Regions from separate parts of the Homo sapiens genome. Here region 2 is linked to region 1. Evidence: read pairs that join two places in POLR2A ChIA-PET (ENCODE). Cell type or tissue: K562. All regions are shown on one strand. Each heading gives the region's core, and the rest is flanking DNA. Links, peaks and the distances in the headings are about the cores only. Region 1 overlaps LRRC27 (leucine rich repeat containing 27). Region 2 overlaps CFAP46 (cilia and flagella associated protein 46).

Region 1 (15,630 bases), core at 2,958-10,957:
CGTTGGATAAACCAGGACTGCATCTCACCCTTCTCAGGTCCCAGGCCCCACAGGACACTCAGTCGCCATCTTTGCTGTCACCTTTTTCCTAATTTCCCCAATATGTGGGAAAGTTTAAAAATACATATTTTGCCACTTCCAGGAATAAAAATACTTGCACAATTGGACATTGCTAAGAATGCTTTCAGAGCTGAATTATAGCAAAAATATGGGAAACTTTAAATGTCAACAGATGGAGATGGCTAAATTGTCACATCCAGACCATGAGCTGCCTCTGTGGCCGACAGAAGGGTGAGTCAGTGATCATATCCACTGGCTTGCAAGTGTCTTGAAGAAATCACTGTAAGTTAAAGCAGCACAAGTTGTAGGACAGTGCACAAAAACTCTCATTGGTCTGGAAGAACGTACAGCAACCCAGTGACTTTGCGGGGAGGGCTGTGGCTCTGGGGAGGGGGGCGCAGAGGAGGGGTCGATGCTGCCACAGTTGTGCTTCTGAGTCCTGTGAGACCATCACAGTGAGAGTGTACGCAGTTTCTTAAAAAAGAAAAACATAGGTTTTCTAGAAACTCATCTATCATGAGATAGAGCAGTTCAGTCAGCGAGTATTGATGGCCTGCTCTGAGCAGGGAGGGGACCAGGCACAGGCCCTGCCCACGGGAGCGCGCACCTAGTGCAGAGGCAGACCCTCGGCTGTGGCAGCAGGCAGGGCTCCGTGGTAGCTGGCTGCTGTTCTGCGCACCCCACAGGCCCTGGGTGAGGCAGCTGAACGCATGGAGAGGCCTGCTGCTTCCCTGTGCCACCCTCTGGGCCTGCGCTGGCCCAGGCACTGGTGAGATACTTTGTATGGCCCAGAGTGCTGTAGTCAGAGTCCAAGGGAAAATCTTTGTGCCTAAATGTTCATATCTAATATACAAAGAATGGCTACTAATTGATTTTAAAAATCTGAGAATCCAGTAGAAGAAATGGGCAAAAAGTATGGCAGGCAGTCCACAGAAGAGGAAATCCAAGCCACCGTAAATACATGAAAAGATGCTCAGCCTGTGAGGGACACGTAGGGTGGACGTGAGGCGCCTGTGTGGTCGGCAGGAAGGAGCCGAGGTGGTGGAGCGTGGGGAGGAGCCGAGGTGATGGAGCAGCGTGGGGAGGAGCCGAGGTGGTGGAGCAGCGTGGGGAGGAGCCGAGGTGATGGAGCAGCGTGGGGAGGAGCCGAGGTGGTGGAGCAGCGTGGGGAGGAGCCGAGGTGATGGAGCAGCGTGGGGAGGAGCCGAGGTGATGGAGCAGCGTGGGGAGGAGCCGAGGTGGTGGAGCAGCGTGGGGAGGAGCCGAGGTGGTGGAGCAGTGTGGGGAGGAGCCGAGGTGGTGGAGCAGTGTGGGGAGGAGCCGAGGTGGTGGAGCAGCGTAGGGAGGAGCCGAGGTGGTGGAGCGTGGGGAGGAGCCGAGGTGGTGGAGCAGTGTGGGGAGGAGCCGAGGTGGTGGAGCAGTGTGGGGAGGAGCCGAGGTGGTAGAGCAGTGTGGGGAGGAGCCAAGGTGGTGGAGCAGCGTGGGGAGGAGCCGAGGTGATGGAGCAGTGTGGGGAGGAGCCGAGGTGGTGGAGTGTGGGGAGGAGCCGAGGTGGTGGAGCGTGGGAAGGAGCCGAGCTGGTGGAGCAGCGTAGGGAGGAGCCGAGGTGGTGGAGCAGTGTGGGGAGGAGCCGAGGTGGTGGAGCAGTGTGGGGAGGAGCCGAGGTGGTAGAGCAGTGTGGGGAGGAGCCAAGGTGGTGGAGTGTGGGGAGGAGCCGAGGTGGTGGAGCGTGGGAAGGAGCCGAGGTGGTGGAGCAGCGTGGGGAGGAGCCGAGGTGATGGAGCAGTGTGGGGAGGAGCCGAGGTGGTGGAGCAGCGTGGGGAGGAGCCGAGGTGATGGAGCAGTGTGGGGAGGAGCCGAGGTGGTGGAGCGTGGGAAGGAGCCGAGGTGGTGGAGCAGCGTGGGGAGGTGCTGAGGTGGTGGAGCGTGGGATAGAGCATGGAGGCTGCTGCCACCAGCTGCTCGGAAGGCATCCTTCCAAGTTAAGAGCGTGTCCTTTGAACACATTTAGGAGTCCATTTTATAGAAATAAAAGCAATCATATAGGCATTTAGTTACACAGAAGTGTATCTGTGTATTTCAGTATTGTTGGAGAGACAAGCATAAATAAATACAACTCCAGTTTCCATGTCCATAACAGGGAAGCGGTTCCACGCATTGGCCCGGGGAGGGCAAGCTCCCAGCTCCCTGCAGCTGGGCAGGAGGACACGAGAGGGCGCCACGGCCTTGGGTGGCCACTGCTGGGTGGATCCCACTGGACAGTGGCACCCACGGGCTGGGCTGGGCTGGGCGGGCCTGGGGAATCATGGCCGCTGGCTTTGCAGCCTGGTCCTGGAGTGTGCCCCCAGCCCTGCATGTGCTTCTGCTGATCCGTCACTGTGTGGTCACACCCCAAGTACATTCGATGGGGTGGGAGCCTTGAGGCTGCGGCTGCTGAAAGGGCTGCAGAGCTAAAGCCTGTGGCTGGGTGAAGCCTGGGTCTGTCACCTGCTTTGTAAAATGCACTGCACTTCTCTTCATGTCACTCTGAAACCAGCCATGACTTGAGCCCATATTTTGGGCTTCACGTCAGTGGCATGTTTGACACTTGACGTACAAACCCTGGCGCAAAGCCCATTCCACGCCACCAAAGCGGCAGCCTGTTGTAGACTTCGCCGGTGTGTTCGTGTTTATATTTGGTTCTTTGCTTGCTCACTCAAGAGCTGGATGTTCGAAAAAGTCTTCCTTCTCTATATTTTAGAGTGGGAGTAAAATGTGGATGGGTGGGCTTCCCTCCAAATACATACTTTTAATGTCTTTTAAAATAAAATTAAGTGTCTGATTTTAAAAGAAAAAAACACCCACTGGATTTAGCATTTATTTATTTATTTATTTACGAGACAGGCTGAAGTGCAGTGGCACAATCTTGGCTCACTGCAACCTCTGCCTCCCAGGTTCAAGCGATTTTCCTGCCTCAGCCTCCTGAGTAGCTAGAACTACAGGCATGCGCCACCACACCTGGCTAATTTTTTGTGTTTTTAGTAGAGACAGGTTTCGCCATGTTGGCCAGGCTGGTTTTGAACTCCTGACCTCAAGCAGTCCACCCGCCCCGGCCTCCCAAAGTGCTGGGATTACAGGTGTGAGCCACTGCGCCCGGCCAGGATTTAGCATTTGTTCTTTTCTTTCTGTTGGAAGAACCTTTGGGAGAATCCTGATCACCTGAAAGTGTCCCAGCTCTCAGTCAGCCAAGAGTTTCCTCTGCTGTGTCTGCAGCCTGTGCCTTGCTTTATGGTGGGGTGGGAGGGATAGGAAAAGGTTGGTGGGTGGTCCCTGGTCCTCCCTGCCTCCCATCTTTCCGCCCTTTCTGGTTGCCGAACACTTTCTAAGTGTCAGGCATGTACTAGGATTAAACTAAGGGCTAGACAAAGGCCCCGGCCTGGAAATACATTTGGAGGAGAGAATGGCAGATACAACCATTCCAAACGTCATCTCAGTAAATGCTAAATGGACCCTACGAGTCTCCACATTGCAGTAGCCCCTGGTTGGAAGTTCTTCTCTCCCACTCTGTTGCCAGGGTTCCCTCCTACCTGTTTTTGTCATCCGTTGGTTTCTGACAGTCCCCGGGAACACACTGCAGGCACCCGCACAGGCCCAAAGCTCCCTGAGGTCCGGAGGGGTCAGCGTGGCTCTCACATGTGTCCACTGGAGGCAGCAGCGAGCAGCACTGGTCACGCCGCCGTTGGGGTGCTAGCCTCCTCCTGCCTAGGTTGCACATCACAGCGAGTGTTGGGTCCTCCCAGGTCTCCCTGGTTCTGGCACTGAAGCTGGAGAAACAGATCTGGGGCCCCTGTGGAGAGGGGCCATCTAAGGACGCCTGTAGGAAGCCAGCCACTGCAGCAAACCTGGCGTGGGGGGCATAAGGGCATGCAGGGCAGCCTTCCGAGCTACCCCAGGGTCCCCTCACTCTGCATCTTTACCTCCTACCCCAGCCTGGGCTGTCAGGGAGGCCCCAGAAAGATGTCCAAACAGATCCCAGTAGGGCGCGAGAGCTAGCCAAGACCTGGGGGGATGACTGCGTTGCACAGGGACCGTCTACCCGGGGCGGCCTCGGACCCACCTCTTCGTGGACGAGGAGCTAGTCTAACACACCTTGCAGGTTAGCTTTGTGGAAAAACATCATCTACTGGGATTCCAGAAATCATCTTGTTGCATTTTCCTAGGTGGCATCAAAGATTCCCTCTGCCACAGATCTGATAGATAACAGGAAAGTACCACTGAATCCGCCTGGAAAAATGAAACCAAGCAAAGAGAAATCGCCACAAGCAAGTAAAGAAATGAGGTTGGTAACTGCAACTGGCACTCAGTCCTTCCAGGGCTCAGCCAGCCACCCACGGGCAGGTGCTGTTGTTTATTTCATGAGCATGCACTGAGGAGCCCTGAAACTCCAGGCTGTGGCGGGCCCCAGGCTGTGGCGGGCTCCAGGCTGTGGTGGGCTCCAGGGAGAGCCAGGTAACCCTGGAAGATGGGGTCCTTGCCCTCAGGGAACTGCTGTCACCCAGCCATGGCTCCTGTAGGTCACCAGGATACAGAGTGCTCCCGAGCCCTCTGTAGTGGGTGCTGCTGTGGGCGCCAAGGGGAGACGCGATCCGAGATCCACCCGCTGCAGTCCCTGCCCTGCCCTGCCGTGCCCTCCCCACCTCACCGCCGCTGCCTCCCCAGGTCTTCTCATGCTGAGTTCTGATCCCATTTCTTCCCACCCCAGCTTCCTTAGACCTGACCCTCAGGGCCGCTCAGCCCTTCCCCTCATGGGGTGTTGGGTGAGGCAGCGAGGCCAGGCGTTGACCCAGGTGAAGGGGACTCAGGCAAAGTAGCCACCATGGGGTGGAGGAAACAGCCAGAACCGAGAAGCTGTGTCAGGAAGCACTTGAGACGTTTTGATTTTGAGTCCCTGGCCAGGGGGCGGCCAGGCTGCTGGGCAGGTTGTCATCCCCGGGAAAGGCAGGCAGCCACAGGCCCATCAGGGATAGCTGGTGAGCCACAGAGGATCCTGGAGTTCAGGAGAGCAGGGAGGGATATTTGGGAAGCCTGGTGCTAACCTGGGACCAACGTGAGGGGAAGGGTAGGGGCTCAGAGGCATGCACTTGGCACTGGGGAGTAGGGATGGATGGAGCAAATGGGGCTGAGGAGCACTGGGTGGCCCGGCGAGTTCACGGGGCAGGACACGCTCCACAGTGCCTGGTGGACAGAGCAGAGTCGGGGCGCAAGGCAAGGACGGAAGCTGGAGGCTGGTCCCTGGGTGGGTCCCTGGCTGGGCCTTGAGGGGAGGGGAGGGGCTTCACTGGAGAGTGACAGCAGCTGTTCAGGGTTCCCGGGGGTTCACCCTTCTCACCTCACAGCAGCTCGGGGGTCCAGGGCTCACCCTTCTCACCTCACACCAGCTCGGGGGGCCAGGGTTCATGAACCCTCTCACCTCACAGCAGCTCGGGGGTCCAGGGCTCACCCTTCTCACCTCACACCAGCTCGGGGGGCCAGGGTTCATGAACCCTCTCACCTCACAGCTGCTTGGGGGTCCGGGGTTCACCCCTCTTACCTCACAGCAGCTCGGGGGTCGGGTTCATGAACCCTCTCACCTCACAGCTGCTCGGGGGTCCGGGGTTCACCCCTCTCACCTCGCAGCAGCTCAGGAGTATGGGGTTCACCCTTCTCACCTCACACCAGCTCGGGGGTCCAGGGCTCACCCTTCTCACCTCACAGCAGCTCGGGGGTCTGGGGTTCACCCTTCTCACCTCACAGCAGCTCAGGAGTATGGGGTTCACCCTTCTCACCTCACACCAGCTCGGTGGTCCAGGGCTCACCCTTCTCACCTCACACCAGCTCGGGGGTCCAGGGCTCACCCTTCTCACCTCACACCAGCTCGGGGGGCCAGGGTTCATGAACCCTCTCACCTCACAGCTGCTCGGGGGTCCGGGGTTCACCCCTCTTACCTCACAGCAGCTCGGGGGTCAGGGGTTCATGAACCCTCTCACCTCACAGCTGCTCGGGGGTCCGGGGTTCACCCCTCTCACCTCGCAGCAGCATTCCTTTGATTTTCTGCGTTCACAGCTTCTATAGCTGGGTTAGTGGCTGCACCCTGGGGATGATCACTGGGCTCCCTAGTCGCCTCCACCTCCTCTGAGCCGTGTATAAGGACCAGGCTGACACGGAGCCTCAGTGTGGACACACCTTCTTGTCCAGGCATTTCCCATGCCGACTCTTCAGCTGGGCCCCTCCCTCGCACCTCCCAGGCGTCCTGGGAAGCCAAGGCTGGCCTCAGGGAGACCACTGGAGACCCCAGGGCATGAGCACTGCTCTCCGGTGCCCCCGTGCTTTCCTGGCCTGCACCAGGCTCGCTGTGGCTCTCACTGAAAGCGCCTCACTGCACTCAGAGGCCAGAGCAGAAGAGACCGTGGGGCCTGAGCTTGGAAGGCCCAGGGCCTGGCCCCGGCCCTGCTGCTCAGCGTACGTCTGCCAGGGGGCTCCCCACTCAGTTTAACGTACCCTGGATCCCGGCTGCGATGTAAGAAACCTGGAGGAAGGGTGAGGTGGGATGAGATGTGGGTGACAAAGGGCATGTTCTGTTCCTGCAGAATTTGTTCCTCCTGGAGGCTGACAGTGTTTAGGGAAAATCTCGAAGGCCAACTAGGTTGTATTAACTCCCCAACCTCGTGAAAATGGCTTAGACTAAAACCATTTCGTCTCAAACATTTGAATGTTCTCTTACATCCTCCAGGGAGTTTACCTGCCATATTTGGCCTTTAAAAAGCCCACAGCAGACCACAGTGGCCCGCTAACCCCCCATCACCCTGGGCACAGTAAAAGCTGGAGTCTGAGGCGCTGACACAGGGCATGCCCTGACCTGAGGGCTCTGTTCTGTAGAACTCCAGAGGACATCATGCTTTCTTTTCCATAGTTACTCTGAAAAGCAAGCAAAACCGGCACAAACCCTGCTGCTGGGAGTAAGAGGGTCTTCGGAGAGGCTGAGTGAGACTGTGTGCCATTGTATTCACAGTGGCGCATGCACCCACGCCCGCACCAACACCCACACCACACCCATGACCACACCCACACTTAATCTACCTCCACACCCGCGCTTACACCCACCCACACTTACACCCACCCTTACATCTACCTCCACACCCGCGCTTACACCCACGCTTACATCTACCTCCACACCCACACTCACACCCACCCACACTTACACCCACCCACACTTACACCCACCCTTACATCTACCTCCACACTCGCACTTACACCCACACTTAAATCTACCTCCACACCCACACTTACACCCACGTCCACACCCTGGGGCCCCACACTCAGGCAGTCCGCGTCCACGCTTACATCTACCTCCACGCCCACACTTAACACCCACCCACACTTACATCTACCTGCACACCCACGCTTACACCCACGTCCACACCGTGGGGCCCCACACTCATGCAGTCCGCGTCCACACTTACATCTACCTCCACGCCCACACTTACACTCATGCTTACATCTACCTCCACGCCCACACTCACACCCACCCACACTTACACCCACCCTTACATCTACCTCCACGCCCACACCCTGGGGCCCCACACTCACGCAGACTGGAGTGGACCCCGCCACCCCACAGCTCACCTGCAGCAGATCCCCAGCTCTTTCTACCACCCTGAGTCATTGTCTTTAAAATTAAAGGAACCCCAAACCCCTGAGCCCCAGTGCTAACAGAAAATATGTTTAAAATCATAATTGAATACACTTTTCTGTTTGTCTGTTTAAGGATTTAGGAAAACCGTGTATTCCATGTGGGAACAGAAACCTGCTTTTCCCTTCATGTGGTGCAGTGTGCAGTGTCCTAAATGTGTCATATCTTAAATCAATTTGAGGTTTTTAAATAAGAATAGTGTGTGTTCTGGCAGCTTCTGAACTACTGAAGAAGGGATGGGAGAGGCAGCCCAGGCCCCCCGGCGTGAGTCTGGAGGAGAGTGGGTGCCGGGGAGGCCCAGGGCAGCGCCACAGTAACTGGCACAGCTGTGCGGGAGCCTCAGGACCGCTGTTTGGTCTGGGAAGAAAGGCACATGCTTTCTCCCTGGTTATGGCGGGAGTTGCTAGGATGAGAGTAAATGTGTCAAGTCATTTCCCTCTTTGCCCTTTGTTTCTCAGTGCCCTGCAGGAGAGAAATTTAGAAGAGAAGATAAAACAGCACGTCCTCCAAATGCGTGAGCAAAGAAGATTCCATGGCCAGGCCCCACTGGAGGAGATGAGGAAGGCTGCCGAGGATCTGGAAATTGTAAGGATTTCTTGGTTCTGTTTAAAAAAGTGTGGGGTGTTTTTTGTTTTGTTTTGTTTTTGTTTTTTTGAGACAGAGTCTTGTTCTGTCACCCAGGCTGGAGTGCGGTGGCACAATCTCGGCTCCCTGCAGCCTCCACCTCCCAGGTTCAAGCGATTCTCCTGCCTCAGCCTCCCGAGTAGCTGGGACAAGTGTACACCACCATGCCCGGCTAATTTTTGTATTTTTAATAGAGATAGGGTTTTGCCATGTTGGCCAGCCTTGTCTCGAACTCCTGGCCTCAAGTGATCCACCTGCCTTGGCCTCCCAAATTGCTGGGCCACTGTGCACAGCCTAAAACATTGTTTTATTAAAAATAAAGAGAACTCACTGTGCCTCTTCAGAGCATGCGCTCTCTAAAACCGTGGGACTGTGTGGAATGTGTCTTATGAGGTGTAGAAATTCCCAGAATTACAGTTGGTCACATGAGAAGGAAAACATTTCAGCCGAGGGGCTGAGCCCTCAAATGTGCCAGGCCACATGGCGGGCCTTGGCATCTCAGCACTGGGAATCTGATGGCAGGAGTGGCAGCCTGCTGACAGGGACTGGGAACCAGTCCTCTCCACATGTCTGTGGGGTCCTTGCTTGAGGTTTTGCACCCAGCTGATCCAGGCTGTGGGCCCAGGGCTGGGCCATGAGGGGCGTCACTGCAGAGAGGGGTCTGGCTGAGGCCACCGGACCATGGCTGACACGCTCGGTGTCTATGTAGGGAGGCCGATATTCATGGGGATCCAAGGCCTCCTGACCAGGAGCCTCCTAAGCAGAACTGCTCACGGAAGTGGCTCCTATATATTTGGAATGTTAACCATCCTCTCAGCCACCGCCAGTGCTGTTTATTCACTCAGCATACGCTGATGCCCACCTCCTGGTACTTGGAGTATCCTGGGCTGTGGGAGAGACGCAGGAATGAAGGAAAGTGCTTTGCTGCCCGAACTGCTGCCTGGCCAGCCCATCCAGCTGTAGAAGGACACAGCTGCTGTCCCTGGCAGTGAACCTGGATACCCGTGTCCCCACCCTTCCTGCAGCCATAAGGATTCTGGCCTGTCCTCTCAAGCTACCCAAGGCCCCTGGCTGGTGGCCTCTTCCAGGTCAGTGTACCATGCCCGAACACAGGTCAGGCTGGTGCGAGCTGCATCGGGGCTGCCCCCAGAGCACGCAGCACTGTCACGGGGGAGGAAGCAACCCTGGCCTTCCTGTCCCCACACCCCATCTGCAGGCTCCATTCCCACCATTTCCGCTGTTTCCCTCTCTCCTAGAGCCGGAGATGGGAGAGAGGAGGCATGAGGGCAGGATGTGGAGCCACTTCATGGAGACCCCACCCAACCTGACTCGGACCCCACTTCTGAGACTCTTTTCCTCCTCAGCCCAAGGAGTTTGTATCTGCCTTTAGATAAACTCTTATTCTTTCTAAATCCATCGTTTATGAGTATGACCTTGTCCTTGGACACCCAAACCCTGCCTCTTAGGGCTGCAAAACATCTGTGTCTTAACCCATCACTTCACATTAGGGACACAAAAGTCGATTTGGTATTATGAACAACTCTAGCCACAGATTTGATAAATTTAGTGAAATAGATTAATCCCTTGAAAGACAACATCTGCCAAAACTTACAGAAGAAATGAATATGCTTGTATCTATTACAGGAATTCAATCAATAATTAATTACCTTCCAAAACAGAAATCACAGGCCCAGAAGTGTTCACTGGTGAATTCTACCAAACATTTAAGGTTTAAGGAAGAAACTATACCAATTCTCGATAATCTCTTCCAGAAGACAGAAACAGAGAGAAAACTTTTTAGCTCATTCTCTGAGGCCAGCATTACTCTAATACCAAAACCATACAAAGATATTACAAGAAAGGAAAAGTGTAGACCAATATCGCTCATGAATGTAGACGCAAAAATTCTCAACATTCAGAAATCAAATCCAGCAATGTGTAAAAGCAATCACACACCCTAATTCAACGTTCAAAAATCAGCCAATGCAATTCATCACATCAGTAAGCTAAACAAGAAAAATCAGTTGGTTTTATCAATAGATGCAGAAAAAGCATCTGACAAAATATAACACCTATCATGATAAAAACTCTCAGCAAACTAGGATAAGCTGAGAACTTCCTCAACTTGTTAAAGAACATCCAGAAAAGACTTACAGCTAACATTATTCTTAATGGCAAGAAACTAGAAGCTTTTCCACTAAGATCAGGAGCAAGGCAAAGATATTCCCTCTCACTGCTGCTTTTCAGCCTCATGCTGGAACTCTTAGCTAGTTCAAGAAGACAAGAGAAGGAAACAAAAGGTATATAGATTGGGAAACAAGAAATAAAATTGTCTTTATTCTCAGATGACATGATTATGTAGGAAATCCCAAAGAATTGACAAAAATTTCCTGAAACTAATAAGTGATTATAGAAAAGGTTACAGGATACAAGGTTAATATACATAAGTCAGTCACCTTCCTGTGTACCAGCAATTAACTAGTGGAATTTAAGATTAAAACCATAACATTTAAATTAGCACCAAAACAATGGTACTAAGTAAAAATCTAACAAAATGTATACAAAATCTATATGAGGAAAACGACAAAACTTTAATGAAATAACTGAATAAATGGACAGATATTCCATGTTCATGGATAGGAAGACTCAATATTGTTGGTAGTCAGTTCTTCCCAACTTTAGATTTAATGCATTCCCAATCATAATCTCAGCAAATTATTTTGTGAATATTGACAAACTGTTTCTAAAGCATATATGGAGAGGATGAGACCTAGAATATCCAACACAGTATTGATGGAAAAACAAAGTCAGAGGACTGACACCCCCCAACTTGAAGACTCTAAAGCTACAATAACAGTGTGATATTGTCAAAAGAATAGACAAATAGAATAGAGAGCCCCAAAATAGACCCACACAAATATAGTTAACTGAGTTAACTGATATGACAGAGGAGCAAAAGCAACTCAGTGGAGAAAGCGTAGTCTTCAACAGATGGTACTGGAACAACTGCCAAAAACAAAAAAGAATCTAGACATAGACCTCACACCCTCCACAAAAATTAATTCAAAATGGATCATAGACCTAAACGTAACGTGTTACCGTACAACTTTTACAAGATAACATAGGAGAAAACCTAAGTGACCTTGGGTATGGTGATGATGTTTAAATACAACACCAAAAGCAAGATCCATGACAGAAATAATTGATAAGCCGGGCTTCATTACAATCAAAAACTTCTGTTCTATGTAAGACACTGCCAAAAGGATAAGACAGGCCACAGACTGGGAGACAATATTTGGAAAAGATACACCCGATAAAGGAATGTTATCTAAAATATACCGAGAACTCTGAAAAACTCAACAAAAAGGAGCAAACAAGCCAGTTAAAAAATGGGCCAAGAATCTGCAGAGACACCTCATCAAAGAAGATGCATGGATGGCAGATCAGCATGTGAAAAGAAGCTTCACATTGTGTGTCATCAGAAATGCAAGTTAAGGAGATTCACCATCAAAAAATCCAAAACACTCACCACCAAATGCTGGTGAGGACGTGGAGCAACAGGAACACTCATTAATTGTTGGGAATAGAAAATGGTACAGCCACTTGGGAAGACAGCTTGACAGTTTCTTACAAAATTAATCACACTCTCATCATACAATCCAGTAATCACACTCCTTGGTGTTTACCCAAAGGAGATGAAAACTTATGTCTACACCAAAACCTGCACACAGACATAGCAGCTTTTTTCATAATTGCCAAAACTTGGAAGCACCCAAGGTGTCCTTCAGCAGGTGACTGGATAAACTGGAACATCCAGATAGTGGAACGTTGCTTAGCACTGAAAGGAAATGAGCCGTCAGCAATGAGAAGACACGGGGGAGCCGACATGCCAGCATGAAAAGGCCGTACACAGATGGAGATGGTGAAAGGATCATGGTGGCCCGGGTGGGGGTAGTAGGATATTGAGGGGTGAATCAGCAGAACACAAAAGGGTTTTAGGGCAGTAAAACTACTCTTCATGATGCTGTATTGTTGGATCCATGTGATGATGCGTTTGTCTAAACCCCACAGACTGTGCCACCCCACACATGAGCCTGCATGTCGACTGTGGACTCTGAGTGGTGGTAACAGTGTGTCCATGTGCACGCATCGAGTGGACCACTCCAGTGTGGGATGAAGGCTGCTCTAGAAAAATCAAGTCCGGGTTTTTTAAAGTCTGCTTGGAAATCTGAAACCTGAGAGCTGGCTCTTGTGTCCCCCACTGTTCTCCCGTGCTCCCCCGCCCTGGTTACATGCAGAGCAGTGGGGCCATGAGACAAAAGAGAATGACCCAGAAGGACACTGTGGCGGTTGGTCTCAAATGCCTGCCCCAGCCACACCTGTCTCTCCATTGACTTTCGTGCCACCTAGGAGGAAGGCGGTGCCACCCATTTCACAGGTCAGAAAACCCAGACTCACGGAGGTGCCACAACTGGCCCTACGGTGACACTGTAAATGGTGGAGCTTTCAGTCCAACCTGGGTAGGTCTGAATGCAAAGCCAAGGTCCAAATACTGCACTGTCTTCTTGGGGACATGAATTGCCACAGAATTCGCCTTGTGCTTTAATGCCTGTCTCGTGTTTCTCTGTGATTAAAAAAAATTCATGTGAAGTTCCTGATGAAGGGTTCACGTCACCAGCACCGGCTCCTGTCGTGTGCCCAACTCCAAGTTACTGCCAAGATCCAGGGAGGGATGTGCTATGTCACCCTGCCCAGGAGACAGGGACATAAACACCCGCTAACTTCCCATGACAGGCTCCCTGCAGCCCTTGAGCCCAGAGGATGCCCATGAGGTGGGTCCCTTCACTTCAGTCCTGGCTTGGGAGAGCCAGAGGAAGGGGTTTTAAAACTCCCAAGAATGAGCTGGGAAGCAGCTGATCCTGCCCTAGAGGAGGTGAATTGTGTTGAGACAGGTGGTGTTGGCTGTCCACAAGCTCCAGCCATCCTTCTCCTCTGTCCCGCTGCCTCTCACAGAGCGCCGGGCGGGTGGGCCAGGGGAGAGGGGTCCCTGAGACAGACCAGAACAGCATGGCAGGCTCCGTGCCGCCTGATGGCCGCATGTTTAGGAAACGATCTTAATTATGCTTTTTTCTGAAATTTGCCTTCTGAGTACCTGGACCTCCTGTAGGCTCAGTCCATTTCAAATGACCCTCCCTTTTTCTGCTGCCTACACAGGCCCACTAGCAAAAAAGAAAGTACTGTGTTCTTTAGACTCAGTAGGGAACCTATTTGTATAATCCTGGTGAGACGATCATGCCAGCCCTCCCTGCAGGTGAAGTCTCGGGCTTTGCCAGAAGAGTGTGTCTTTCCTTAGAGCAGGTCCTGAGCAAACCCCGCAGCAGCGTTAGAGACGAGTCCTGGCTCCGTGGCTGTGTGGCCCACCAGCCTGCCGTATGGAGGCGGGCACGCATGTGCGTGAGACAGTTGGCATGTCCCAGGCAGAGAACCATCTAAGTTCACACTGCACCTCTAGAAGCAGAGGGTCTCATTCTCCCGGCTTCTTCCCCGGCCCCTCGTGTTTCCTTCAAGGCATCTGCGCAGTGCCGCGCATGGCGTGGCGCTGGCAAGGAGTCCTCGGTGGCATGGCGTGCGTCGGGAGCACCCCCCCATGCACCCGGGAGCCTGGCCTGTGGGAGAAGGGGATGCCAAATGGGGGAAGTAGGAGGGACTGGAGTCCAGCCCATGAGCCAGGAGCTTGCATGTGATTAGAGGACCAGGGTGGACGGGTCAGGGCAGAGAGAGAAGAAAGCCCAGAGGTATGAAAAGGAGATGCTGAAAGCAAACCAGCCAACAGACGTGGCCCTTCCAGGTCAACGCGGCCCATTCTGCACATAGGCTTATCTCTACTCTGCCCAGAAGCCACCAGAATGACAGGAAAGGGAGCAAAAACGACCTTCACTCCTCAGGATGAGGAAATGGAGAGGAGGCTGCCTGCTTGTCAGGAGGCTCCCCCTCCCCAGGGTCTTTCCTGTAATAATAGAGCCCCACGTCTCAGCTGGGCACAGGCTGCCCCACAAATGGCCACGTTTCTCAACCTCCCTTGCAGCCAGACATTGGCCTGTGGCTCTGTTCCGGCCGGCAGGATGTGAGCAGAAGATGAATGTGAACTTCCTGAGCTTTGTCCCCTCCCTTCCTGGCTGGAATGCAAACATGATGGCCGGAGCAGGGGCAGCCACCTCAGCCCTCAGGTGGAGGCCGTGGGCCAGGGCTGCAGAGCCAGTGTGCAGGAGTCTGTCTCTGGTGGGGGTGCTGTCCTCTCAGACACACTGCTCCACCTGGTCTCAGCTGCTGTCGTCTGGGGGCTGGCAGGTGAGCCCTTGTCCTCGCACATATGGAGGCCAGCACGATTTTGCACGAAGGAAGCCCCCTAGTGGTGCAGCATGAAGGGCCTGCCCAGCAAAATGCCAGCAAAGATGCACAGTGATGCAGCCCCAGAGCCTGAAAAGCACAGGAAGACAAAACCAACCAAAGAAGGATGGGAAGTGGGGGTCGGGGTGCGGTGGCTCACGCCTGCAATCCCAGTTGAAAAGCACAGGAAGACAAAACCAACCACAGAAGGATGGGAAGTGGGGGTCGGGGTGCGGTGGCTCACGCCTGCAATCCCAGCTGAAAAGCACAGGAAGACAAAACCAACCACAGAAGGATGGGAAGTGGGGGTCGGGGTGCGGTGACTCACGCCTGCAATCCCAGCACTTTGGGAGGCCAAGGCAGGTGAATCACCTGAGGTCAGGAGTTTGAGACCAACCTGGCCAACCTGGTGAAACCCCGTCTCTACTAAAAATACAAAAAATTAGCCGGGCACAGTGGTGTGCACCTGTAATCCCAGCTACGCAGGAGACAAAGGCCGGAGAATCGCTTGAACCCAGGAGGCAGAGGTTGCAGTGAGCTGAGATGGCACCATCGCACTCCAGCCTGGGCAACAAGAGCGAAACTCCATTTCAAAAAACAAAAAGGAAGCGGAGTCTATACAGGTCACGCCAGGGCCCTGGGTCTGCTTCCCTACTCTGCCCAGCCCACTGACTCCTCCAGCCTACCCAGCAGGAGCCAGGGCTGCCTCTAGATAAGCTGACCAACCAGGCACCACAGTGGTGACAGCAGCCATGTTTGGCCTAAAGAGACCTGCAGAAGGTCAGGTGCACAACCGACCAGGAGGGCTGGCCAGCTCCATGGCGCTGTCTGAGATATCAGCCAACCAAGAC
Region 2 (15,630 bases), core at 5,171-13,170, 440 kb after region 1:
AAGGACAAGGAGACGTGGCTGTAAATCACGCCCAGAGCTAATTCCCCAGGGCTCTGGGGCACCAGATGTGCAGCCGGCGTAATGAGCTCTCTCCTGGGGCCTCTCGGGTGTCTGGCCACGTGGCGCACGCGCTAATTGAGTGCTGAGCCCTTGGAGATTTGTGTCAGGAGCCTGCTCCGGCGCCTTGGCTGTGATCCGAGGATGAGATGGGACCGGCACCGGCCAAGGGGGGGCTTCCGGAGAGGCTCGCTCCTGGCGCCACTCCAGGCTGGGCCACGGCGCTGTGTGGGGGCTTCCAGGGGGGTGAGGGCCCCCGGGCGGGCGACGGGTCGTGTGGTGCCACAGCCAGTGCCTCCCCACAATGGGCGCCCCCTGCTGATGGGCACCTCCCGACAATGGCGCCTCCCAGTGATGGACGCCTCCACAGGTCCTCGGGGCCCCTTCCCGTCCAGGTCTTCACAGAGGCCCCGGCACTGGGTGCCCAGTGGCCTCGGCAGCCGTGTCTGCGTGACAGAAGCCGAGCGTGGGACGGCTCCAGCTCAGGACTGTCTGAGCCCCACCCTGCGAGGGTGCTCTGAGCTCTCAGGGCGTTGCTTCTTTGCCCATTTATCCCGGGTCTTGGGTGAGTTCCAGTGGCGGACAGAGCTCAGACAAGAGCAGTGCTCGCAGCAGCGCCAGCAGGGACAGTGGCAATACGAGGGTCACAGGTGTGATCGGAGGCCGCCAGCCTGTGCTGGGTCACCGTGCGGTGCCAGTGAAGGTGCCCTCTGCCCAGGAGCTGTGGGGGAGCCGGGGGTGCCGCCAGGACGCAGTGTGGGTCGCTGGGAAGACCCGAAAGAGGGGAGGAAGCTGCCAGTCATGGGGGACGGCAGAGGTGGCTGTTTCTCCCGGCAGCAGAAGTCCACCCCAGGGCCTCACCGGGGGGGGGTGGGGGGGCACACGGGCAGGCACGAGTGTGTGAGGAGAAAATGGTCTCTCTGGTTGGGGAGCCCAGGGCAGGGCCCCCACAAGATGGTTTCAGATGAGAGTGAAGGAGTCACCCGCCGTTCCCCGGGTGTCCAGGCTCGGGAGGGCCTCGTCTCCAGAGCCTTCACGCCGGCATCACGTGTGAGAGCGTTTATCCAGGACGGGACACTTGTCCTGGGGCATCCCCTGCATGGGGAATGGCCTCTGACTTTTGGGGAACGCAGCCGCCGTGTGAGGCCCCCTGGCCGAGCTGCCCCTCCCCGGCCATTCCACCTGAGTCAGCTTAACAGAAACACCATCTGTGATTGGAGTGTTGCCCCCCAGCCTCCTCTTCCAGCCGAGGGGCGCTCCCCTCGGAAACGGGGTCTTGTCTGGCCTGGGAGTTGGAGGCAGGTCTGGGGCCTGAGGCCTTGAGGCTTCGGGTGAGTCAGTGTCTCCAGGGCAGGGCTGGGGAGGAGAGCCACTGCCCTGGGTCCTAGTCTGGGCACGTGCCCTGAGGCTGGGTGGCTCGCAGCTCTCCCACCACAGTTGGGTCTGGCACCCCCTGCCTGGAGTCGCAGGTCCCTGACCTACAGCCTGAGGCTGCCCACACAGCCGTCCTAGAGGGGTCACGGCCTTCCCAGTTATGGTTGTTTCTGGAAATGCTTCAGGCCCTGGAGTCAACGGGAGCCCAACAGGAAGACAGGACTAGTGGGGAGGGGTGGGGGCTGGCGGGATTGTGGGGGGCCAGCAGGGAGGGGTGGGAGCTGACGGAGTTGTGGGGGGCCAGTGGAGGCAGTCAGGGGGTCAGGGAGGGCAGGGGGGACTGATGGGGCGGGGACATGGGAGGTGGGGAAGATGCCCGGTCCCTCTCGGCCTCTGCCATCCCTGGCTGAGTTGAATTCAATTAATCTAAATTAATCCACTTTTCCCAGCGACGCTGCGCCTCCCTGCCCAGACAACAGTACTTGCTCGGCTTCTCCCAGGAGCACTGAACCTGCCCTCCCAGGTGCAAAGGGCTCCCGGCGCCCGGATTTCACGTTCCCCCGGGAGATGGGGGTGCCCACTCAGGGAGAGGACACAGGAGGAGGTGTGCATGGGCCACATCCCAGGGTCAGTCCCCCAGGGAGGTGGATCACTTGAGGTCAGGAGTTCAAGACCAGCCTGGCCAACATGGCGAAACCCCGTCTCTACTAAAAATACAAAAGTTAGCCAGGCATGGTGGCACATGCCTGTAATCCCAGCTACTAGGGAGGCTGAGGCAGGAGAACTGCTTGAACCAGGGAGTCGGAGGTTGCAGTGAGCTGGTATGGTGCCATTGCACTCCAGCCTGGATGACAGAGTGAGACTCCGTCTCAAAAAATAATAATAATAAATAAACAAACAGATCTGTGTCATTTCATCGTTAACTGTGTAAGCATGCACCAGAAAAGCCCAGAGGAGCCTCTGGGCACCAAACCTGTGGGCGCCCCGGAGGGAGGAGCAGGCTCACCCTGCATCTTCATTGTATTATCTGCTGTGCTTCGTGTTTTGTTTTGTTTTGTTTTTTTCCTGTGAACATGTCTTATTTTTATTCATAAAAAACAACAAACACACAATTTAGGAAATGTGTCACAGGCAGCTCGCCTCGTCAGACAGAGCAGGTGCTGCCTGAGGTCCTGGAAGTCCTGGGACCAACCCTCAGGCACAGTGGGTTCCGGAAGCTTCCCTTGATGCTGAAGACGTTGAGTTCAGGGGGCTTTGAGCTTGTTCCCAGCACTCTCAGGGGTCACATGGTTTGACCAGGTTCGGACCAGGTTCGAAGTCACAGCCAGACACTGCCCATGATGGCAGTGGAGGCCACACCGCACTAGGACGTCGGGTCACCCCAGCAGGCTTCTGGTCCCCAAATAAGAACACCTGGAATCCTTTCCATAAACCCAGGGCTCCTACGAGTGACCATTTCACTCCTGAGGTTTGCTCGGGGGATGCCTGGAGATTTGAGGTAACTTCTGAGCCACCTGGTGCGGCGGCAGCGTCTCTAGCTAAATGAAGAGACGCAGCCTTGGCAGCACGGCAGGTGGTTTTTCTCCCGTTGGCGTCCGCTGTGCTTTGTTGGGCGGGCCGGCCCTTCTCAAGGCTGCTCCCTCGCACTCTGCAGGTAAACCTTTCTGTTCTTTCCACCCGCCAGAGTCTGAGCCGTGGTGACAGTTAATTCCTGGGGCTCCGCAGGGAGCTTGCCTGGGTCCTTCCCTGGGAGCCGTCAAGCATGAACCTGGATGTGCCTGGCCTGGTCCCGGGCCCTCAGCCTCCCAACGCCCCTGCGCCCGTTCTCACTGGCACGGCTCAGTGTCCACACCGGGCCAGCAGCGCAGGAACTGGAGGCTCTGCTTCGTGATTTCCGCAGTGGCAGATGACAGGAATCAGGTTCCTGCGGGTGGCAGCGGATGGGGGTGCAGAACTGCCTTTTTGCTGTTTGCCTGTTTACCCTCTTTGTGCCCGCGCCAAGGTGGGAGCCGCTACACCCAGGGAGGCGCTGGAGCGTGTGCGGAGGTCAGAGCCTGATGCCGCCTCGGTCTCTGGGTGCCGGGGCAGCCATTCCTTCAAACAATGGGGTGCTTCCAAACCGGTGCCTCGTGAGGAATTGGGAAAGACAGGAGATTGTCATCATCACGAGAGACAAAACCCTATCCTGCTAAATTCGAGGGAAGCCTAAGATTGCGCAGGTTTTTCATAATGATCCTTCCACAGAGGACTCCCCGATGCTTCACCGCATGTCACTGCTACTGCCACGGTCAGCATTCCCGCAGGACTGCGCCGTCCGCCTCGAATTCGGGGGTCTCGCGAAGCTGCTAAAACGGTGTGTTTTATGAATAGGAAATATTTCTTTCATCAAGCTCGTTAATATAACTTTACCTTTGGGGAGAGTGAAACATGATAAATAAACTCTGTTAACATTTATTTGGTGTGAGGTTTTTTTTCCATTTGGCTTTTAGAAATGATATTAATGATTTTTTATATTCAGGTAAAGTAAGAAAAGTTTAAAAATTTAAAAAATACTCCTTGTACCGTAGGTTTGTTGCTGGCTCTGGGTTTTTTTTTTTTTTCTTACTTGGTCACTAGGTTATAAGATAAGAAGGAAAAACGGACTTTTAAACAAACTTGAGAGTTTCGATACCTGTATGTCATTGTTAAGAAAAAAGCTCATGTAGTATTTTTAATCAAGACGACTCTTTGGACACATTGCACTGGTTGAATAATTCTGGTTTAACATGGCTCCGCGTCTCCTCTCCCCGTGTCTCTCCGGCGTGCGGTTCGGGTCTGCCTGGCCTTGGATTATTTTTTCTTCCACGGCCCTTCCTGCCTCCCCCAGCGTTCTCCACCGCTGTGACGTGACACAACAGTCCCGTTAGGAGACGTGTTTCGCGGTGTGACCCGCAGGTGGGCCGAGGCGGCTGGGCTGGACGGTGTGATCCTGAGGTGGGCCGAGGCGGCTGGGCTGGACGGTGTGACCCGGAGGTGGGCCGAGGCTGGACGAGGTGCCCCAGAGGTGGGCCGAGGCGGCTGGGCTGGACGGTGTGATCCTGAGGTGGGCCGAGGCGGCTGGGCTGGACGGTGTGACCCGGAGGTGGGCCGAGGCGGCTGGGCTGGACGGTGTGATCCTGAGGTGGGCCGAGGCTGGACGAGGTGCCCCAGAGGTGGGCCGAGGCAGCTGGGCTGGACGGTGTGGCCCTGAGGTGGGCCGAGGCAGCTGGATGAGGTGGGGACTGAAATCAGGCCGCAGTCTCGTGGCCCGAGGCCTCACACGTGCTGCCCTGATGTATGGGATTCCAGGGTGGGTACATCTAGGAGGAAGCCTGGGGTCACAGTGGCTCACAAGCCGTATGGGGATGGGCGGAGTAGGGCGTGTGGGGCTGTGGAGTTCAAGCGTGTGGGGATGGGCTGAGTGGGGCGTGTGTGGCTGTGGAGTTCATTGCAGGACCCGGCTTGGAAGGACCAGGGCCGTTTCGTGTTGGGCCCTGGTTGCTCCGGGGTTTTGCTCAGTGAGGTAGGAGAAGGGGCCTGGGAAGAAGTTGCCGTCCTCTGTGGCGGGAGAAGGGGAGGCTTCTGGCTGTTCAGGGGAGCTGTAGACCCGTTACTGCCATGGCCCTCGAGCACACCCCGTGGTGAGGCTCTGGGACAGGGCCTGTGTGGGGTGTGGGGAGTGCCGGGCTGTGGGGCCTCCTTGGAAGAGGCAACCCCAACACAGACGCCAGTGGGGAAGCGGCTCCACAGCTTCCTTGCCAGACCCTCAGGCCACACGGCCACCTGGACGCACTGTCCCACAGCACAGGCGGGCAGGGGGTGCCCAGACCCAGTAAACCCCTTTGGCCAAGGCCGGCGCTGGGATTCCAGCCCAAGTGATGTGGCTTGGTGCTCATAGGAGAGGAGAGAAGGGAAGGTGGTGCCCAGTGTAGGCCCGCACCTGAGCCCAGGACACCGCACCTGTGCCCGGGACACCGCACCTGAGCCCGGGACACCGCGCCTGAGCCAGGGACACCGCGCCTGAGCCCGGGACACCTCGCCTGAGCCCGGGACACCGCGCCTGAGCCCGGGACACCGCGCCTGTGCCCGGGACACCTCGCCTGAGCCCGGGACACCGCGCCTGAGCCCGGGACACCGCGCCTGTGCCCGGGACACCTCGCCTGAGCCCGGGACACCGCGCCTGAGCCCGGGACACCGCGCCTGTGCCCGGGACACCTCGCCTGAGCCCGGGACACCGCGCCTGAGCCCGGGACACCGCGCCTGAGCCAGGGAAACCTCACCTGAGCCCGGGACACCGCGCCTGTGCCCGGGACACCGCGCCTGAGCCCGGGACACCGCGCCTGAGCCAGGGAAACCTCACCTGAGCCTGGGACACCTCGCCTGAGCCTGGTGTATTAGTGTGTTTTTATGCTGCTATAAAAAACTGCCCAAGACTGGGTAATGTATAAAGAAAAGAGGCTTAACTGACTCACGGTTCTGTGTGGCTGGGGAGGCCTCAGGAAACTCACAGTCACGGTGGCAGAGGGGACTCCTCTGGGTGGCTCAAGGGCCATCTGGGGGAGTTGGCTGGAAACTGGAGGGGCCCCTCTCCCTGGACTGCCCAGCCCTGGCCAGCCTGTGGGGTGTGCAGTGAGGTGCTGACTGATTGAGAGGCACACACTCCCCAGAGCCCTGTTTGGAGGTGCCCGTCTTCCACCTGGGTGGGCCACAGGCTCGGGACACAGAGCCTGGCCTTGCAATGTCACACACCCCCGCGGCACCTGGCCTTCCTGGGGCATTGAGGGGCAAGTGACTCGGGACCGGCTGCAGGGCCTGGGTGGGGCCCCAGCTTTCCCCCAGCCTCTGGCCTTGGGGCCCCCAGCACAGGGCCAGCCAGGCTGAGGTTGTACTTCGTGTCTGGAATTGGTGGGTTCTTGGTCTCACTGACTTCAAGAATGAAGCCGCGGACCCTCGCGGTGAGTGTTACAGCTCTTAAGGCGGCGTGTCCGGAGTTTGTCCCTTCTGATGTTCAGATGTGTTCGGAGTTTCTTCCTCCCGGTGGGTTCGTGGTCTCGCTGGCTCAGGAGTGAAGCTGCAGATCTTCGCGGTGAGTGTTACAGCTCATAAAGGCAGTGTGGATCCAGAGAGTGAGCAGTAGCAAGATTTATTGCAAAGAGCGAAAGAACAAAGCTTCCACAGTGTGGAAGGGGACCCGAGTGGGTTGCCACTGCTGGCTCGGGCAGCTTGCTTTTATTCTCTTATCTGGCCCCACCCACGTCCTGCTGATTGGTAGAGCCTAATGGTCTGTTTTGACAGGGCACTGATTGGTGTGTTTACAATCCCTGAGCTAGACACAAAGGTTCTGCACGTCCCCACCAGATTAGCTAGATACAGAGTGTGGACACAAATGTTCTCCAAGGCCCCACCAGAGTAGCTAGATACAGAGTGTCCATTGGTGCACTCACAACCCTGAGCTAGACACAGGGTGTTGATTGGTGTGTTTATAAACCTAGCTAGATACAGAGTGCCAATTGGTGTATTTACAATCCCTGAGCTAGACATAAAGGTTCTCCACGTCCCCACCAGACTCAGGAGCCCAGCTGGCTTCACACGGTGGATCCCGCACTGGGGCTGCAGGTGGAGCTGCCTGCCAGTCCCGCGCTGTGCGCCCGCACTCCTCAGCCCTTGGGTGGTCGATGGGACTGGGCGCCCTGGAGCAGGGGGCGGAGCTCGTCGGGGAGGCTCCGGCCGCACAGGAGCCCACGGAGCGGGTGGGAGGCTCAGGCATGGCGGGCTGCAGGTTCCGAGCCCTGCCCCTCGGGAAGGCAGCTAAGGCCCAGCGAGAAATCGAGTGCAGCGCCGGTGGGTGGGCACTGCTGGGGGACCCAGTACACCCTCCGCAGCTGCTGGCCCGGGTGCTAAGCCCCTCATTGCACAGGGCCGGCCGGCTGCTCGGAGTGCGGGGCCCGCCAAGCCCACGCCCACCCGGAAATCCAGCTGGCCCGCAAGCGCCACGCGCAGCCCCGGTTCCCGCTGGCGCCTCTCCCTCCACACCTCCCTACAAGCTGAGGGAGTCGGCTCTGGCCTTGGCCAGCCCAGAAAGGGGCTCCCACAGTGCAGCGGTGGGCTGAAGGGCTCCTCCAGTGCCGCCAAAGTGGGAGCCCAGGCAGAGCAGGCGCCGAGAGCGAGCGAGGGCTGTGAGGACTGCCAGCACGCTGTCACCTCTCATTCGGACATCAGAGACCCTGGACTTGGGGTAGCTGTGCAGGCCCCACGTGGCAGGTGGCTGGGGCTCTCCGAGGTGGGGGCGGGGACATCTGAGATGGGGGTGGGGACGTCTCTCCACCATGGGGATGCAGACACCCCTGCCGGGTTCTTCTTTCCACATTCATGGCTCTGCTATGGCTGGGCCCTTCAGCCTCCCCAGGGAAGCTGTGTAACCAGAACAGAACCCGTGTTTCCTCTTGCTGGGCCATCCCCTCTGCAGCCTTGCTCACGTGGGCTGGTCCTCTGTCCACAGTCCTCCTCGTTCCTCTCCCCACCGCCTGGCCTCTTGCCTGGGTTGGAATTCCTCGATGAGCAGGACAGAGCAGCCTTGGGAACCACACCTGTCAACCCTGGAAGTGATTATGGGACCATAGCAGCCTGGGGCAGCAGGCCCAGGCCCCACCCTCGAAGCCCATGCAGACCTGCTCTCAAGGACTCTGCCTTGGAGGGGGAAACACGACTCTGGGACCCCTGCCCCCATGCGTGGTCCATATGGTCCTATGGTCCCACCGCGTCCACGGGATCAGGTTCTCTGGTGAGAACTAAACCAGGGGCAATGCTGTTGCTCGCTCATGTTTATGGAGTCCAAGGCGAGCTAGTCAGGACAGGAAGCTTCTGACCCCAAGAGCACTGAGGACCCAGGCTCCTCGCAACTGTGGCTGTGCCATCCTCAACATGTAGATTTCACCTCATAGCACATTATGGCTGCCAAGCTCCAGCCATCAAATTCCATCCCATCCTGCAGACAGGAAGGAAAAAGAGCAAGCCTTTCCTTTTATGGAGGTGTCTTGAACCAGAACTTAGTCAAATGGCCACACGTGTTGCAAGGGAGGCTGGCTGTGCACCTGGCCAGGAATGGGGGGTCTATTTCTTTTCCTTTTTTTTTTTTTTTTTGAGACGGAGTCTCCCTCTGTTGCCAGGCTGGAATGCAGTGGCAAGATCTAGGCTCACTGCAACCTCCACCTCCCAGGTTCCAGCGAGTCTCCTGCCTCAGCTTCTGCAGTAGCTGGGACTACATGTGCATGCCACCATGCCCAGCTGATTTTTGTATTTTTAGTAGAGGCCAGGTTTCACCATGTTGGCCAGGATGGTCTCGATCTCTTGACCTCGTGATCTGCCCACCTCGGCCTCCCAAAGTGCTGGGATTACAGGTGTGAGATTTCTAAGGGACACTGGGAGGCTGGCCGCACACCCGGCCAGGAATTGGGGGTCTGTTACTAAGGGACCCTGGTTCTCTGACTCCCTCCCATTTCTTCAGTCAGCAAGAACGGGGCCCAGGGAGAGAGGCACAGGGTTCTGGGAAGTCTCAGGCCCTGTCCCTGCAGGGCTGGGGCTCAGCGATGCGGAGAAGGGAGGGGAGCGACCCCTACAGCCCAAAGAGCAAAGCTACTTGTGATGGGACCGCTGCCCTCCCTTCTGAGTGAGTCCTGTGGTCTCAAGCCCCGGGGCTCTTCCTCTCCTAGGGCCTGATATTGGTGGGGGGGGGGGCTGCCTCACCCCATTGTAGGTCAGCCGGTATTTAGGAGCTGCCTCACCCCATCGTGGGTATTTAGGAGCTGCCTCACCCCGTCGTGGGTCAGCCGGTATTTAGGGGCCGAGGTCTCCAAGCTCCTCAAAGGTGGCAAGACATTCTGGGGCTGGGATTCCCAGAAAAAACCCTTCTCAAGCCCCTTGAAAGGCCCCCAGGACAGCCCTGAGTCCAGCCTTCTGTCCTGAGGGTTGTGGGGTGCAGGCTCCGCGGGGGCTCCAGCTGCAGCTCCACAGGGGTTGGTTCTAGGCCTCAAGAGCCTCCTTCCAAAGACGAGGTCTCCTGGGGTCAGGGGTTATAGGGACCCCCCCTGGTCTCTGCCCAGGCTGTTGAGCACCCCAAGTCCCTCCAGCACCCCAACCCTAGCCAGGCTGGACTCAGGGCAGGGCCAGAAAGACAGGCAGGTCTGCAGCAGGCGGAGCTCAGCTGCGTCCCCATTATCTTAACGCATCTCTTGCCTCTTGTCACAAAGAATTAAAATCCGTAATAAGAACATTTAAGAGCTCTTCATAATTGTGTGGCCATTAGCCGACTGCACGGGGTGTCAATCTAGCCATCTCGCTCCGGTCCCAATGAATTGTGATAAAAATGTCAAACAATTAGATTATCTTGGCCACTAGCACGGTGATGAGTAGCCAGGCGTGTCCCTCGAGTCACCCTAACAGCGGGAGCTGCTCCGCGCCATGCTAAAGCCACTCCAGGACAGCAGGACGGGCCGATGGGGGTCAGCGTGTCGGCCCAGCATGCGGGGTCATCCCAGGAACCCACGTCCCAGCCCCTTGGAGCCCAGCTGGAGAGACTGTGGGGCCAGAGGGAGGTGTGGGAGAGGGGCAGGGGAGGGTAACCCCTGGGAACAGGACAGAGGTGGGGGATCCAGGCCCCTCGGAGGGTGCAGAGCCCTGAGCTCAGCAAGGAGGGGCAGGGAGCTCCCAGGGCCCAGCCCTGTGCTTGGGAAAGGAGCCGGGAGGGGGATGGGCAACTGAGCGGCCCCAGGGCCTCAGGTCCACCCCCTTGGCCGGGTCCCCTCGGCCCCGTCCCCATGGCCCCGTCCCCTCGGCCCCATCCCCTCGGCCCTGTCCCCACGTCCCTGTCCCCTCGGCCCTGTCCCCACGGCCCTGTCCCCTCGGCCCTGTCCCCACGTCCCTGTCCCCACGTCCCTGTCCCCTCGGCCCTGTCCCCACGGCCCTGTCCCCTCGGCCCTGTCCCCTCGGCCCTGTCCCCTCACAGGGCTCTCGCTCCACTTGCCCTTCCCAGGAACCACGGCTGCCTTTTTTTCTTACGGGTGAAGACGTATTGGAAATTGATTTCTGTGTTGGAAATGGGATAATTAAACTGGTTGTTTCCATCTTCATCATTGTCATCATAAAACGAGGACAGCCGGGTGAGGCTGGCGTGAGGTGACACCCACGTCTCGCGCAAGGGGGCATTAATTGAATACGAATGGCCTCTCCTGAAGTTGCTGAGTTATATTTCAGAGATATGGGATAATGATGCCATTTAATCATTTTTACAAGATATAAAATTACTGGCTCCTCTGGGAAGATCATTAAGGAAAACAATTGTTCACAGCAATTGGAGATAGAGTTTTAATTATTTAACACAGAAATTAAACTATTAGAGAGACCAGTGTTGGATGAGGCAACTTACTAGAAATTTATATACAAGCGTCTGTGAACATTTTAGTTTTATTAACCCGCCTAATTCCTTCATCCAAATCCGTCTGAAAGGCCTCTTGGCTGTGCCTGTGAGTGGCGGCCCAGAGCCCCTGTGTTTCCAGAGAGGACGGCCAGGGCGTGGCTCAAGGGACATCCCGAGGGTACCCAGGCCGGGCCCTCAGGCTGCAGGGGAGGGGCTGAGCTGCCAAAGAAGGGAGAGGCGGGGGCGGGGTAGGGGCCTACAGGGGCTGCGAGGTGCACCTGGGGATTACAAGAGGGACGACTGCAGGGTGCTGGCCACGCCCTTTGACCTTCCCACAGCCTTTTGGGTGGGAACTTTGGGGACCTACCTTCCAGGCCACATGTGTGTGACCCCAGTGAGTATGGGACGGGGGGCATTGGCTGTGCCCAGGCCCCCCCAGCCCACTCTGCTGTGGCCCAGACCTGATGGGGCCCTGTCGCCCCACCCTGTCCAGAGAGGCCACCTCCACCGGTGCAGTGAGGGGCTGAGGCTGCGTTCCAGAGCCCGGGCTGCCGGGAACTCACACTCTTTAGAGGGTCCTTGCCAGGTGCCTGTCGCAGGGTAAGGGGAGCTTTAAACGGGACTTGGACGTGACCACCTCCAAATGGGGAAGCTGGGAAAGTTACTGGAGACACAGCACGAGCTTCGCCATGCAGGAACGGAGGCTGATGGGAGCCAGAAAGGATCCCTAAACATTGCTGTCTGGTGTGGCTTTGGGTGAAAAACCCTCATTCTAAATGTGTAAAAATTTTCAATCTGTAAACTAATAAATGGACATTTTTAGATGGTGGAAGAACTGAGGGCACCAGATTGGACAGCTTGTTGGGGGTGCCCCTCCACCACCTGGGACCCGAGCAGGACGAGGCCTCGTGGGAGGGAAGCGCCGGGGCTGGAGGGAAGTCACCTCCCCCAGCACGCAGTCAGGAAGCTGGGGGGCAGCCCCCAGCCGGGGCACAGCAAGCCTCACCTCATGCTCCCCCGAAGGCCCAGGCCAGGTTTCCAGCTGCTTTCTGGGGAGAAGACGGGGCTGCTGAGTGTGTGGCCTGGGGCTTGGGCTGACCCTGTCACTACCCAAGCGGGGACAGCAGTGCAGGAGCGTCCCTGCCTCCCCTGGTCCCAGGGGCCCTCTGACATCCGAGAGGCCCGGGCTGGGGACCCGCTGGCCGGGGGAGCGTCTCCTGGAAGTCCCGTCCCCCACCGACCTGCATGGTTTCTGCGCTCGGGACTTGCAGGCTGAGGGCCAAGCACCGCGAGACCACCCTCTGTCCCCCATTATCTCCAATAAATTCCAAGGCATCTGCTCTTGCCTTATAGTTTTTAGGGTTACATAAATTTCACCTATGCAATTTTTTTATGCTTGAATATATTACAGAATGCCACTTCTGTTATGGAAGCTAATTGATAATGTGATTTGTTATGTTGCCGGGACATAATTCAGAAAGTTATTTTAAAGCCTGTGATGCATGGAACGGCACTCACCGTTTAATATTTCTCACATGTGTGGACACAGCGTAGGGTAAAAAATGTGGTGCTGTGTGGATGAAATATTTCCAGAAGCTTTTATTCTTGTTGTTTGGGTGAGCGCCAGCGGCTCCATAGAAGGAAGCCCATATTTCCAGCGCAGCTCTGATTTGAATTTATTTCCTGGTCATTAGTTAGCTTTTTTTTTTTCCTAAACTGAAATAAGCATGTGTATATATTTGAAAAAAGAAAAATCAAACAAAAGAGGGGAATCACACATAACCTTTCAATATTATCAAAGATGTGCATTTGAAATTTTTATGTCAAATTAATTATAGATTCACAGGAAGTTGCAAAAACAGTACACGGCGCAGCGGGTCCGCTCCCCGGCCTTCCCCAGCGGTGACCGCACAGCTGCAGCCAATGGCAAAGCTGGGAAATGAGACTGGTTCAAGCTCTCGGTGAACTGCGGGTGCCGTGGTTCCTTTCTCAGGTAGGGATTGGCGTTGCAGCCACCGTCGAGACACACAACTGGTGTGTCAGCAGCGGGCCCCCGTGCCAGGCACGCTAACTGTGCAGTGCTGGAGCTCTGCCGCCTTGAGATGCTCTGCAAGCCGCACCCTGCGGTGTGTGAAGCTTCTGATGCTGGCTTTGTCCTCAGCCCAACTCCTGGAGGTCTGTCCGGGCCGGAGCCACCGTTCTCTGCTTCTGTTGCTTGGCAGCATTAACCCCAAGTGGACAGAGCGGAGTTTGACCATTTGCTTGTGGACGGACACAGGGTTGCTGTAAACACTCGTGTGTGCGTTTGTGTGAAGGTGCATTTCCCGCCCTCTGGGCTAAACGCCTAAAAGTGCAATTGCTGGGTTGTGGCTTTGTAAGAATCAGGTCAACTGTTTTCCAAAGAGGCTGCACCACAACGTGTGAGAGGCCGTTTCCTGGTGTCCTCACCAGCATTTGATGTTATCTTTATTCTTTTTAAAATTCCAGCTATGGGACTAGGTACGTAGACCTTTTTTTATTTTTGAGACAGAGTCTCGCTCTGTCGCCCAGGCTGGAGTGCAGTGGTGCCATCTCAGCTCAGTGCAGCCGCCGCCTCCCGGGTTCAAGTGATTCTCCTGTCTCAGCCTCCCGAGTAGCTGGGACGACAGGTGCGTGCCACTGTGTGCGGCTAATTTTTGTATTTTTAGTAGAGACGGGGCATCACCATGTTGACCAGGATGGTCTTGATCTATTGACCTTGTGATCCGCCCGCCTCAGCCTCCCAAAGTGCTGGGATTACAGGCGTGAGCCACCGCGCCTGGCCCATAGACCTATTTTGGACAATTTTGGGGCCACCTGTCCTGACCCAGCTGTCTGGGCTCTCGTCGGCCTGGCGTCAGTGCCCGGCAGGAGTTGGGTGGGTGCCGAGCCGGGCGAGTGGGCTCCATGGGTGCAGCGTGGCGGGAACGCCTTCGGCAGACCCTTCCCTCCCTCACGGAGGGGATTCTGAGGTTGCACAGGCAGCCTTGACCTCACGTGGCTCCCGCACTGAGCTTCTGTAGGCCACGCGGGAGGGGCTGCCCTCCGGCCTTCCCATGGCGAGTCCCAGGCTGAAGAAACAGCCCCACGCGGCCCCACGCAGAGGGCGGGCAGGAGCGCTGGCGGGAACACGCGAGGCTCACGCTCTGGCCCTTTGGGGCCGTCCTGGGACTTCCCCTGTTCCTGGCCAGAGCCCGTGTGTATGGCTGGAGGGTGCGTCCCCAGAAGGCTCTGCAGGCCCCATGGTCCTCCCGTGGTCCTCCCATGGACCAATACGCCCTTTGACCCCCCCCCCAGCCCCCACTCATCCGGCCGAGTTGGGAGAGACATATCCAGAAGGTCAGAAAGGCCATCTGGAAGGCACGTCTCTTCCCCAAGGAGCCGCTGGATGCAGCAGCCCACCAGGAGTGTTCAAGGAAGAAAAGCATCACTTCACGAGAAGCTCCACGTGGTGCTTGCCGGCACAGACTCCACCACCCATGATTCTCCTTATTCTGGAAGGTTCCTTCTGAGGGGCCCTGCACGTGTGCAGGGTACGTGGCCTGTGCCAGTGTGAGCCCCACCCCCATCCCCACTCTGGAAAGCTGCTGGGTTCAGGGGGCGCATTTCTTGCGGGCCAGGAGCCCCCCACCCAGAGCCTCGAGTCACGGAAACCACTCACAGAGACTGGCTTTTGTTGTTTGTTTAGTGGAACACTCAAATCAAAAACAGGCTCACGGTCTGAATAGTCTTCTGGTCTAAGCAACTCAGCACCAGCGCCGCCAAGGGGAGGCCGCCCTTGTCCTGGCCCCGGGAAGAGACGCAGCTCCAGCCCCGACGCAGACCCCATGGCGCACACAGGCAGGCAGAGCTCGAGGTCCAGGCGGCTGCCTTGCGGGAAGTCGCTGGGGGAGGGTCCCTGGCTGAGGCTGCACCAAGGGCTGGGGAGAGGCCCAGGAAGGGGAGAGCGAGCTGGGAGCTGGGGATGGGAGCCGGGAGGTGGGGATGGGTTGGCAGAGGGGCAGAGCCAAGGGCAGAGGCAAGTGCTGGGGCCCCAGCAGCTGATGGGAGGCAGGTCCAGGCCTGCACTACCCGATGGCTTGGTGCGGCAGCCCATACAGGACCAAGTTGAGCGTGGTGGGAAGGAGCTCGGAGCTTTGGAGCAGCAGCAGCTTGTCCTTCAAGGTCTGAGAAGCCTCGTCTGTGGAGAAAGGGGCGGGAGCTATGAACCCCGAGGCCCCGCAGGACGTCCAGCCCGGTGAGGACCAGGGCACAGGGGCGGGAAGTGGCAGCTGCTCCAACTGAGGGCGCTCTGGGGAACACACTGCCATTCGCCAGGCCTCCAGGGCGCCCCCACCACCCGCACCCCTCCCGCACCGAGGTGTCCAGGCCCGCGCAGCCGGGTGACGGCACCAGGACTGGACCCCCGATCCGAAGCCCACCATCCCCCTCTACCCCTTGGCCAGGCGAGCTGCTCTGCTGGGGGGGCGCCCGTCTAGAGTGTGGCTGCGGCCTTGCAGGAAGCAGCAGCCTCTGCCCCTTTTGAACAGTGACAGTCACTGGGCTCATGCCTCCATTGCAGGGACCAGAACTTGCAGGTCATCGCTGAGCAGCAGCAGCGGGACAGCCAGCCTGGCTCTGCCCTTCCCCGATTCCCCAGCAGGGCATCGTGTGGGCCCCACACTGGCCACATCACGGCGGCATCCGTGTCTGTGCCCTGCTCTGCATTTGCAGGGATGAGTGTGGGTTCCGTCTGCCTTCCTCCTGCCCCT

What was found. Peaks named below come from ENCODE experiments on the same cell type or tissue, not always from the same donor. Only the 100,000 strongest peaks of a DNase experiment are listed, where the experiment ranks them.
Region 2: POLR2A ChIA-PET joins it to region 1 with 5 read pairs; 1 of 35 experiments calls an interaction of 5 or more read pairs at or near these places.

What each region holds. Positions count from the first base shown.
Region 1 is chr10:132,357,198-132,372,827 of GRCh38, forward strand. LRRC27 (leucine rich repeat containing 27) reads left to right here. Exons shown (of 11, transcript NM_030626.3): 9 at 4,260-4,378; 10 at 8,227-8,353. Among named protein-coding and RNA genes, the nearest start is that of PWWP2B, 32 kb to the right of the region's middle. In K562, for the core only: a CTCF peak has its summit at 3,727; DNase peaks (open chromatin) are centred at 3,734 and 7,254; H3K27me3 peaks cover 1,008 bases.
Region 2 is chr10:132,793,846-132,809,475 of GRCh38, forward strand. CFAP46 (cilia and flagella associated protein 46) reads right to left here. Exons shown (of 58, transcript NM_001200049.3): 58 at 14,547-15,059. The coding sequence ends at 14,576. Among named protein-coding and RNA genes, the nearest start is that of NKX6-2, 16 kb to the left of the region's middle. RefSeq lists enhancers at 11,450-11,951, 14,292-15,265. In K562, for the core only: a CTCF peak has its summit at 9,042 (motif pointing left); a DNase peak (open chromatin) is centred at 9,046; H3K27me3 peaks cover 903 bases.